Linked DNA regions of Homo sapiens: region 1 is linked to region 2. A link is an interaction called in ENCODE POLR2A ChIA-PET data of the cell type or tissue named here. Cell type or tissue: OCI-LY7. All regions are shown on one strand. Links, peaks and the distances in the headings refer to the core of each region. The heading gives the core; the rest is flanking DNA.

Region 1 (5,380 bases), core at 154-5,153, 400 kb after region 2:
TTATTTTAATTTTTTATTTTTTGAGACAGAGTCTCACACTGTAGCCCAGGCTGGAGGGCAGTGGTCAGATATCAGCTCACTGCAACCTCTGCCTCCCAGGCTCAAATGATCCTCCCACCTCAGTCTCCTGAGTAGCTGGGATTACAGGCGTGCACCACCACACCAAGCTAATTTTTTTGTATTTTTAGTAGAGATGGGGTTTTGCCATGTTGGCCAAGCTAGTCTTGAACTCCTGACCTAAAGTAATCTGCCTGCCTTGGCCTGCCAAAGTGCTGGGATTACAGCCATGAGCCACCATGCCTGGCCTTATTTACATATTTATTTTTGAGATGAGGTCTCAGTCTGTCACCCAGACTGGAGTGCAGTGCTGCTGTGATAGATAACTGTAGCCTGAAGCTCCTGGGCTCAAGCAATCCTTCTGCCTCAGCTTCCCAAGTAGCTGGGACTACAGATGCAAGCCACCATGCCCAGATAATTTATGAGTTTTTTGTAGAGATGGCATCTCACTATATTGCCCAGGCTGGTCTTGAACTCCTGGGTTCAGGCAAACCTCCCATGGCTGGGCTCTAGGCTTGGCTTTCCAAAGTGCTGGGGTTATAGGCATGAACCACTATGCCTGGCTGGTGCTGCAATTCAAAATCACCTCCCTTCTCAAACTAGCTCCCTTTCCCACTTTCCTGCCTGTGGTCATGGCATGGTCACTTTCTTAGTCACTGTCTTAGTCTGCTCAGGCTGCCATAACAAAACACCACAGACTGGATAGCTAAAACAACAGAAATTTATTTTCTCACAGTTCTCTGGGTCAGAAGTCCAAGATCAAGATTCTGGCAGGTTTGGTTTCTCCTGAACTCTCTCTCCTTGGCTTGCAGATGGCCATCTTCTTGGTGGGTCCTCACATGGCTTTTATTTTATTTTATTTTTTGCACCAGAGGCAGGGTCTCATTCTGCTGCCTCAGACTCCCGAGCTCAAGCAATGCTCCTGCTTTAGCTTCTCAAGTTGTTGGGATTACAGGCATGCACCACTGTACCCAGCAATGGCCTTTCTTTTGTGCATGTATTTCTGGTTTCTCTCCCTTTTCTTATAAGGACATTAATCATATTGGATTGGAGACCACTCTAATAACTTTTTCACCTCTCTAATAATTTTTTAACCTTAATCATCTCTTTAAAGGTCTTATCTCTAAATACAGGCACATTCTGAAGCATACTAGGGATTAGGATTTCAATATATGAATTTTGGGGAGGCACAATTCAGTCCGTAACAGTTACTCGCACCAAAACTTGGGTGTCCTCTTCACTTACCTCTATCATTTTCTATCCAGATATTTTACTTTCTAGATTTTTTCTATTAAGTGTTTAAATTCATCCTTTTATCACCATTGCCAGTGCCATTTTCAGGCCTTAATCAACTCTAAATTTCCATGCCTGGTCTTTTATAAGGCCCTCTGTAATCTGACCCATCTTGTCTTTTCTTTTAGTATGTTTATCATGTACATTGTAGAAAATATAACACTAAATTTTTGTGTCTGGCTACTTTCACTCAATAAAAAAGCAACAGTCCTCTTCCCTACCCAGACCCATTTCCCAGATGCAGCCTTCATATAGTTGAAAATTCAAAAGGTACCAAAGTCTACACTGTGAAAAATCTCCCTCCCACAGGCAACCAACGTTATTAGTTTATTGTATATCCTGATCTTATAGCTAGTTTGTACCCATGGGTACGTCTACTCATTTTCCCACAAATGGCAGTGTATTAGCCTGTTCTCATACTGTTATGATGAAATATTCACAATTGGGTAATTTATAAAGAAAAAGAGGTTTAATGGACACACAGTTCCATATGGCTGGGGAGGCCTCACAATCATGGCAGAAGGTGAAGGAGGAGCAAAGGTACATCTTAAATGGTGGCAGGCAAGGGCAGGTATGCAGGGGAACTGCCCTTTATAAAACCATCAGATCTTGTGAGATTTATTCACTATCATGAGAACAACATGGAAAAAACCCACCCCCATGATTCAATTACTGCCCACCGGGTCCCTCCCATGACACAAGGGGATTATGGGAGCTACAATTTGAGATGAGATTTGGGTGGGGACACAGCCAAACCATATAAGGCATCATACTGTAGACACTGCTTTACCTATACAAATTGCAATTTTCATTTAATATAACAAAAATAGCAAGCAGTTCTCAAGCACTTTCTATTTTTCTATTAGTATTCTGAATGCTTTGCATGTTTTAACTCATTTAATCCTTGAGATAACCTCCTGGAGTAAGAGCTATTATAATCCCCATTTTACAAATGAGAAAACTGAGACACAAAGCCTAGGATTGGCAGAACTAGATTTGAACCCAGCAGGCAAGCCCTCAGAGCTCAGTACTTAACCATGATAGCATGTTACTATGTCTTAGGGATTGTTCTATATCTGGACATAAAGAATGTTTGCATCCTTTTTAAGCTTTTCTTTTATTGGAGTTGAAACATATGCTCAGGAAGGTGCACAAACCATATGTACAGATGAAGGAATCATTAGAGAGTGAAGATACCTGTATAATCACCACCTAGCTCAAGAAACCAGAACCCCAGAAGCACCCTCTCCTCTCATGTGCTCCTAATTAAAGCTTACAGCGATTATAAAATATAGTCCCCAAATACTACTTTGACACCATTCCTCACATCGAGAAATAATGTCTCTATCTCCTGCCCTTGAATCAAGATTGACAGCTTAACCCATAGAGTACTGCAGAAGTGATACTGTGCCAGTTTTCAGGCCAGGCCTTAAGAAACTGGCAGCTTTCTCTTCCTGTTTCTTGGGATGTTTGCTCTTGGAATCCAGCCACCATGATAAAGAAAAACCATGCAGCTACATGAGAGGACAAGTGTAGGTATTCTGGCCAACAGTCCCTGAGGTCCCAGCAAACAGTCGGCATTAACTGCCAGACATGTAAGTGGGTAAGACTCCCAGTGATTTCACCTCCAAGTCTCAAGTCCCCAACAACACCCGCCCTCACTGCCCCCAGCCTTTGAACTGTCCAAGCTTATGCTGTTGAGGCAGAGATGAGCTGTCCCCTCCAAGCCCTGCCGAAATTGCAGACTTGTTGGCAAAGCACATTGTGGTGGTTGTTCGAAGTTGCTAAGTTCAGAGTGGTTTTTTACTTACCAGTAGATAACTAGGGCACTATTTTCTTTTTCCTCCCAAGGGTAATCACTATCTTGACTTCTGCTACTATAGATTAGATTTGTTTTTCTTCAACCTATATAAATATAGTCTTATATGGTTATATAGTTTGTATTATACAAACTTATATAGTTAGCATTATTTTGTGTCTGGCTACTTTCGCTCAATGTAATGTTTGTGGGATTCATCCATGTTGTTGCATGTAGCTATCATTTATTATTGTAAAACATTTCTTTGTATGCCTATATTATATCACAATTTATTTATCCATTCTACTGTTGATGGACATTTAGGTTAGGTTATGTTTTATTTGGAGCTACTATGAATAATGATGCTTTAAATATTCTTTTTTTTTTTTTTTTTTTTGAGATGGAGTTTCGCTCTTGTTGCCCAGGCTAGAGTGCAATGGCACAATCTCGGCTCACCGCAACCTCCGTCTCCTGGATTCAAGCGATTCTCCTGCCTCAGCCTTCCGAGTAGCTGGGATTACAGGCATGGGCCACCACACCCAGCTAATTTTGTATTTTTAGTAGAGGTAGAGTTTCTCCATGTTGGTCAGGCTGGTCTCGAACTCCCGACCTCAGGTGATTCACCCGCCTTGGCCTCCGAAAGTGCTAGGATGACAGGCATGAGCCACCGCGCCCGGCCTCTTTTTTTTTTTTTTTTAATATATAAAAATGCTTTATTTTACTCTTTCCATCCTGAATAAAAGTTTAGCCAGTTATAGAATTGTGCTTGACATTTGTTAACCTTAGTACTTTGAAGAAATACACACTTCGTCATTCATTGCCTTTTTTCTTCAAACATTTTTCTATTCTCTGGTGGCACTGATTTCTTTCTTCTAATTTGTTAATTTTTAATGTTTATGTATACATAATAATTGTGCTGCCATGAATATTCTTAACTCCTTACAAAGTAAAATGAGATCATTTGTCTCCTTACTCTCTCTCTCATGTATCTTTCCCCCTCCACATTCCAACTTCTGTCAGCTATGTCTTTAGTTTCACATTGTCAAGAGGGACAGCATTTATATTCTGTGCATGACAATATTCAAGGAGTGTATGTTATTTTTATAGATTTGTTCTAAGAGTGTAATGCCAATATATAGGGTTGCATTATTATGACTATGTAAATACTGTTCACTGTAGAACAAAATATTGTGCCAGGAATAATGCCCTCCTGGCAAGTTCCATTATCACAATGCCTGGGCCATTCACAAGAAAGTGTTATTTTTGTTTGTTTGTTTGTTTTGTTTTTGAGACAGGGTCTCACTCTGTTGCCCAGGCTGGAGGGCAGTGGCATGATCTCAGCTCACTGCAACCTCTGCCTCCTGGGTTCATGGAATCCTCCCACCTCAGCCTCCCAAGTAGCTGAGACTACAGGAACATGCCACCATGCCCGGCTAATTTTTGTATTTTTTGGTAGAAACAGGATTTTACCATGTTAGCCAGGCTGGTCTCAAACTCCTGACCTCAAGTGATCCACCCGCCTCAGCTGCCCAAAGTGCTGGGATTACGGGCATGAGCCACTGCACCCCGCCCACAATAAAGTGTTCTTAACATCCATCAAATAGACTGTCTTTTCATTCAGTTGCTCAAAAATCATGCCACATTTTTAGCTTGCTTCATATTTGGACATTTTTTCTCAGCATTTTTAAATTTTTTTTTCTTTTTTTTGAGACAGAGTCTCACTCTCACTCAGACTGGAGTGCAGTGGTGTGATCATGGCTCATTGCAGCCTGGACCTCCTGGGCTCAAGCAATTCTCCCACCTCAGCCTCCGGAGTACCTGGGACTACAGGCATGTGCCACCACACCCGGCTAATTTTTGTAATATTTGTAAACACAAGATCTCACTATGTTGCCCAGGCTGGTCTCAAACTCCTGGGCTCAAGAGACCCACCCACCTGGGCCTCCCAAAATGCTGGGCTTATAGGCAGCCTGTGTTTCTAATTGTTATCTTTCTTTATTTAGAGGTATATTAGTTTCTTAGGGCTGCCGTAACAAATTACTGGAAAGTAGGTGGCTTAAAACAACAGAAATTTATTCTCTCATAGTCCTGGAAGCTGAAAGTCAGCAGAGCCATGCTCTCTTGGAGTTCTAAGGAGGAATCTTTCTTTTCTTTTCTTTTCTTTTCTTTTCTTTCTTTCTTTCTTTCTTTTTCTTTTATTTCTCTCTTTCTTTTTTCTTTTATTTCCCTTTT
Region 2 (5,380 bases), core at 113-5,112:
CTTAGAATGTCAAAGAAGAGAAGAAAAACTGACTAACTTTAAGGGGCGGTGGAAGAAGCAGCAACTTGGCAATAATTCCGCAGCCAACTTCGCGTGTTCAGGCATCCTTTTTCTCCAGTAAAATTTTGTGCAACTCGTCTGCATCCTCGCTGGTTTTTACCCGAATCAACATGGTGACTGGCATGGTGGCATTCTTCTCGTCAATTGGTGGATTTGGAACACAGACGATAAGAACGTTATTCTTCCCTGTTCGCGTACATGGCATATTGGGTGGAATCAGAACATTCAGCAATATGTTGCCTAAATTGGTGTCTGCCCGCACCAAAAGCTGTGTCTTCTGATTTGCTGTAGGTTTTAAATGCAGAGTACCTATGCCTTTCTCTTTAAACTCATTGTCTTTCTTGTAAAACAGTTTACACTTTTTGGAGTAAAAAGCATCTTCTTTTACTTCGGTAACTACTACTTTGGGCGGCTCATCATTCTCTTCTTCATCTCCACCTTTGCATTCACCACTGTCACCTTCCGCTTGGCCCTCCAATGGTTTAGTGGGAAATGGTGAAGAGACTGGTTTACTCTGGGTAGTATCTTTGCCAAATAAACTGGAGTTTCCAGGGGAGAAAGAAAATCCAGTCAGGGGGACAGAGCTTAATGAGCCCAAAACAGAGCTATCAACTTTCTTGTCGAAATTAAATGAGGCACTTGTCGCTCCTAGTGATGATGGGTTCGTTTTCTTTTCAGATGCCACCTCCACCTTCTTGTCAGGTGTATCTTCAGTTTTGTTGCCATGAAACAAAAACGTTGACTCTTGCTGTAATTTTGTTGAGCCAAAAAGGGAAGGAGACTGTGTTTCAGCCGCCACTTTGTTAGATTCACTTTTAGAATTCCTGCCACTGTTCCCGTGTTGCTGTTCAATGTTTGCTAAATATTTCTCATAGTCCTTAAAGATAGGTGTCAGATCACAGAGGGGGTTTGTATTCACGTGCTTCACTATCCAATCCCGCACGGAGCAGTTCAAGGCGGCCAACTGCTTGTGATAGGCATTTCCGACACAAGCTTTACTGGAAGCAAGGCCAGAGGAGGAGGGCTGCTGAGTGTCCCCATTAGTTTTGGGATTTGAAACTTTATCAACCAAGGCGGTAGGGCCATTTGCAGCAAGAGAACCAAAGGCTACCTTGGGCTCTGCCGCTGCCTTTGCACTGGTGAAGGGAGGGGCACTGGTTATGTTGTTTCCATTCGACAGTCCTTCCAAAGGCTTCCCTCCAGCGCCACTACCAAATCCAGGAAAGCGTCCTCCTCCAGAAGGTACCACCAAACCTTTAAAACCTTTAAAGGCTCCTCCAGTGTCAGATTCGAATCCAACATTTCTGCGCTTTGCTTTCTTTATGGCTCTATTCTTCAAGACTTCCTCACTGGCCATGGAGAATGTTCCCACCTCTTAAGCTTCATCTTCTTGATCCCAATTCCTATCTGTCAGTTCCTTCTCGGCATTTCTTTTGGCCGTGTTTTCGAACCTCCTCGGCGGCCGCCGCTGCACTCGCTGGGTCTTGGGTGCGGCGAAACCCAGGGCGCAGCGGCGCAGGGGTCTGGAGCCCGCAGGGGTCGCCGGGCTGAGCGCGCTCGGCCGCTTCCGGTGCTGCGCTGCGGAACTCAGAGGACTTGGTGTTCGGCAAGCCCAGAGACTCAAACACCATGTCCATGGAGGGGGGGTCCTCACGCTGTGTTCAGCAGGGAGGCGAGAGCGCCGGTTCAGCCAGAGACCGCTGGGGGAACCGCGCCGAACACGCTCCGGGCGGCCATTTTGTAACTCGAATCTACCCCCAAAACCAATTCGAAAAAAGGCAATTCATTTTAGTTTTAATGTTTTATAGCAAAACAAGAATTTGCTACAGTTTTATTTTTCTGATTTTGATAGAAGCAAATTCATTGATATCTTTAAAAATACTTTGGGGAAAAGCTAATCATTTAAACAATACACAGAAAAGCATGTATATAGGTGCACATATTTTTTTCTTTTGCCTTCTGCTCCAATGTGACTTTCACGTGGAACTGAGGACAAAAGTGTGGTTGAGTGAACCTGTTCTACATGGTTGTGATATAAGTTGAAATCTAACAGAGAACTTTGGCTATATGAATTCATTCAATGGAACAACAAAAATCTAGAGAGGTTTGCCTTTTAAACTCTTAGACTAATTATTCCAGGAATTGCCTCAGTGCTTATGTTAGCTTGGTGTCAGATATCTGTACTCGTAAGAACAAAGTCAAAAGAGAAGTCATGAAATTTAGAATGGCTTCTTCCTGTCAAATACATTTAGAACATATTTTTGGAATAATTTCAAGTCCATTGGGAACACAATTACTAGGAATTTGGGACAGAGGTGACAATGAGAATCTGCTTTGAGAAAGTAGATCATAATATTACAGAGCTATGCCTTCATCAGTTTAAAATTGGAAGTGGTTTCTCTGTTATTTTCTACCCTGGAGTGTTCTTAAAATTATTTTTATCTCCTTTAAGAAATTTGCAGCGCTTCTAAAAATGAAACTGAAAGTGCCACAAATATGCTTGTGCTCCAAATCAGTTTTAAGTTAACATGCAAAGAGAATTTTGGCTACTTTTTGTTTGGAGTCAAATATAAAACTAAACAACATGTGCCCAGATTTCCTACCATGGATTTGCAAAAGCTATTTTGAAACCTTTCTTGGCAGAAATCATATTCTGTTATGATTCAGTGTTGCACTGTAAACAGAGTGTTTAGAAATTGGGGTTTGAGAAGTGTAACGGCTAGTTTCCTTAAAAGAAAAAAAAGATTCAAATGCTTGGTTTGCGGCTGGAGCTTTTTGTAAATTAATCAAATTGAGTGCAGTGGGAGGGGTGATTCATTAAGTAGAGAGCTAGTGAAGACATATCCTGTGAAAGGCAGTGGGCTAAGTGGTAGGGGGAGAAGGAAGATACAGAGTGCTTTCAAAAGTGCCTAAATGTAAGTCAACAGGGCAGTGTGCCAATTACAGTGTTATAATGTTCTACAGAAGAGGGATGTACACCAAGAATGCCAGCCTGGACCTCTGGTGTGTCTTGGAAGACTTAACCAGGAAGGGGACGATTCGTTTCTATTTGACCCAAGACTGATGCTGCGTGGTGAAGGAGAGGAACTGCGTTCCAGGCAGAGGAAGTCCAGATGCGCAAGAGCAGAGATGGGAGGGACAGCACAGTGGCTTCTCAGAATTGAATATGGTGTTAGACTTCTAAAAGAGCTGTGGTAGAGGGAGAAAACTGTCAAAGGAAATCAGTAACTGTTAAAGGAAAATACCTTAAACGTCCTGTTTTCAGGCTGACTAATGCCTTAGGGGAGCAAATGAGCAACAGAAACGATATGAGCAACTGCTGTTCTTTCAAAATACCCAGGCAGAGGAACCGGCAGACGATGGGCAGGCAAGTAAGAGGGCTATTAGTTCCCTAGAAAAGTGGAGAGGCATATTTAACAAGTAAGAAGTATATTTACATTCATATCAGGGTGGGGAGAAATGCATCCTCAGGTAGCCACTAAACCTGGGTACTTGGAACGCAAGGGGCTTACAAAATATTTTAGGGAAAAGGGGTTTTGAGCTGTCAGTTTGAAATGATTGTCTCTTAAAACCTAACATTATTAACCTTCCCCCTCAAAATGTTTGCCTTTTCATAGCATCGAACAAACAACTGAGATCCTGTTGTGCCTATCACCTGTTGAAGTTGCCAGTCTTAAGGAAGGAATCAATTTCTTTCGCAATAAGAGCACTGGCAAAGACTACGTCTTGTACAAGAATAAGAGCCGACTGAGGGCATGCAAGAATATGTGCAAGCACCAAGGAGGCCTGTTCATAAAAGATATCGAGGATTTAGCCGGAAGGTACCAAGAGTCCTTTGCTTTCTCTCACTGGTGACCTTTCTTGCAATTAGATTTGGCAGGAAATGTGTTCATCTAGAAATTTTAAATGAACCAATAAGCAAATTACTTCCCCTAGAAAATTTTACTCTTGCGTGTTTAGGCCATTTCTCTGATCTAAAAGTTGTATGTTCTATTTAATTTTCCTCTCTCTTATAAGAACTCTAATTTAAAATTTATTCCTGACTTGATAAATAGTAAAACCTCTCTGGGGTATGTGTGTGTGTGTGTGTGTGTGTGTGTGTGTGTGTGTGTGTGTGTGTGTTTGGGTGTGCATAGGTAAAGCACACATTTACCTGGTTTGGTATTCAAAGACCCAAGCCTCCTATGGGTCTCCTTCCTCTCTCTCCCATAAGTGTGTGTGTGTGTGTGTGTGTGCATGCTCCTGTGTGTGTGCATGTGTGTATAGGAGGGCTCTTTTCCAAAGCCTGCTGGACAGCAGATAGAATTTTCCCGGGAGGCTAGTTGTGATTACTAAACAAAAATAGCAGGGCCCCGACTGTTCCTGCCCTGAACAGTGACTCTTCTGACCATTTCCTAGAACTGATATTGTTGCCAACTTCCCTCCCATCCCCTCCCCTCCTCTACTGTCCCTTCCCCTTCTCTCCCTTCTGTATAGATCACCTCTCCCCAGTGCAGCAGCAATACCAGGACAGGATTGTTTTGTTAGTTTTTTTCTCAATGACTGCCAAAGAAATAGCAACATGGCCTGGCAGAGTCAGATAGCGCTCTTGGGCATGTGTTTTGTCAGTCTAATTCTCAACACCAGTAACTCTGTGAGTGTTTACCCCACCTTTCAAGCTTTGCTTTAGCCTAATTTGCCCTATGTGGCTTTAGTCACTTGGTATTAGGCTTTTTTCTTCCACTGTGTTGTCAATCTTATTTCTCAGGTCATTTAGGGGTAGTTTAGTGCTGGTGCATTCAGAATAAGAGCTGAGTAGTTGTCCACGAGTTACCTGTTACCCAAATCTAGAATGCTGTCTAACGTTCACACAGATTTACTTTGCTCTGTACCTAGTATCAAGGCCCAGCCCCTCATGTTATTTGATTTTTAAATGCTAACTAACCACTATGAATCCTGAAGACCTGACACAGGTCTCAGTTAATTTAGAAAGTTTATTTTGCCAAGGTTGAAGACGTGCACCCAGGACACAGCCTCAGGAGGTCCTGACAACATGTGCCCAAGGTGGTCAGAGCACAGTTTGGTTTTATACATTTTAGGGAGATATAAGACATCAATCAACACATGTAAGATGAACATTAGTTCGGTCTGGAAAGGTGCAGGGAGGGGGCTTCCAGGTCATAGGTAGATAAGAGACAAATGGTTGCATTTTTTTTGAGTTTCTAATTAGCCTCTCCACAGAAGGCAATGATATATGCATTTATCTTGGTGAGCAGAGGGATAACTTTGAACAGAATGGGAGGCAGGTTTACCCTAAGCAGTTCCCCACTTGAAGTTTTCC

The links. Peaks named below come from ENCODE experiments on the same cell type or tissue, not always from the same donor. Only the 100,000 strongest peaks of a DNase experiment are listed, where the experiment ranks them.
Region 1: POLR2A ChIA-PET joins it to region 2 with 9 read pairs; 5 of 35 experiments call an interaction of 5 or more read pairs at or near these places.

What each region holds. Positions count from the first base shown.
Region 1 is chr6:24,736,394-24,741,773 of GRCh38, reverse strand. No RefSeq gene overlaps it. Among named protein-coding and RNA genes, the nearest start is that of LINC02828, 3.2 kb to the left of the region's middle. In OCI-LY7, for the core only: no CTCF peak of the experiment used is centred there; no DNase peak of the experiment used is centred there.
Region 2 is chr6:25,136,121-25,141,500 of GRCh38, reverse strand. It overlaps the pseudogene CMAHP and the pseudogene NUP50P2. Among named protein-coding and RNA genes, the nearest start is that of CARMIL1, 140 kb to the left of the region's middle. RefSeq lists enhancers at 2,696-2,815, 2,926-3,155, 3,196-3,245. In OCI-LY7, for the core only: a CTCF peak has its summit at 3,139; DNase peaks (open chromatin) are centred at 2,550 and 3,150; H3K4me3 peaks cover 1,643 bases; H3K27ac peaks cover 968 bases.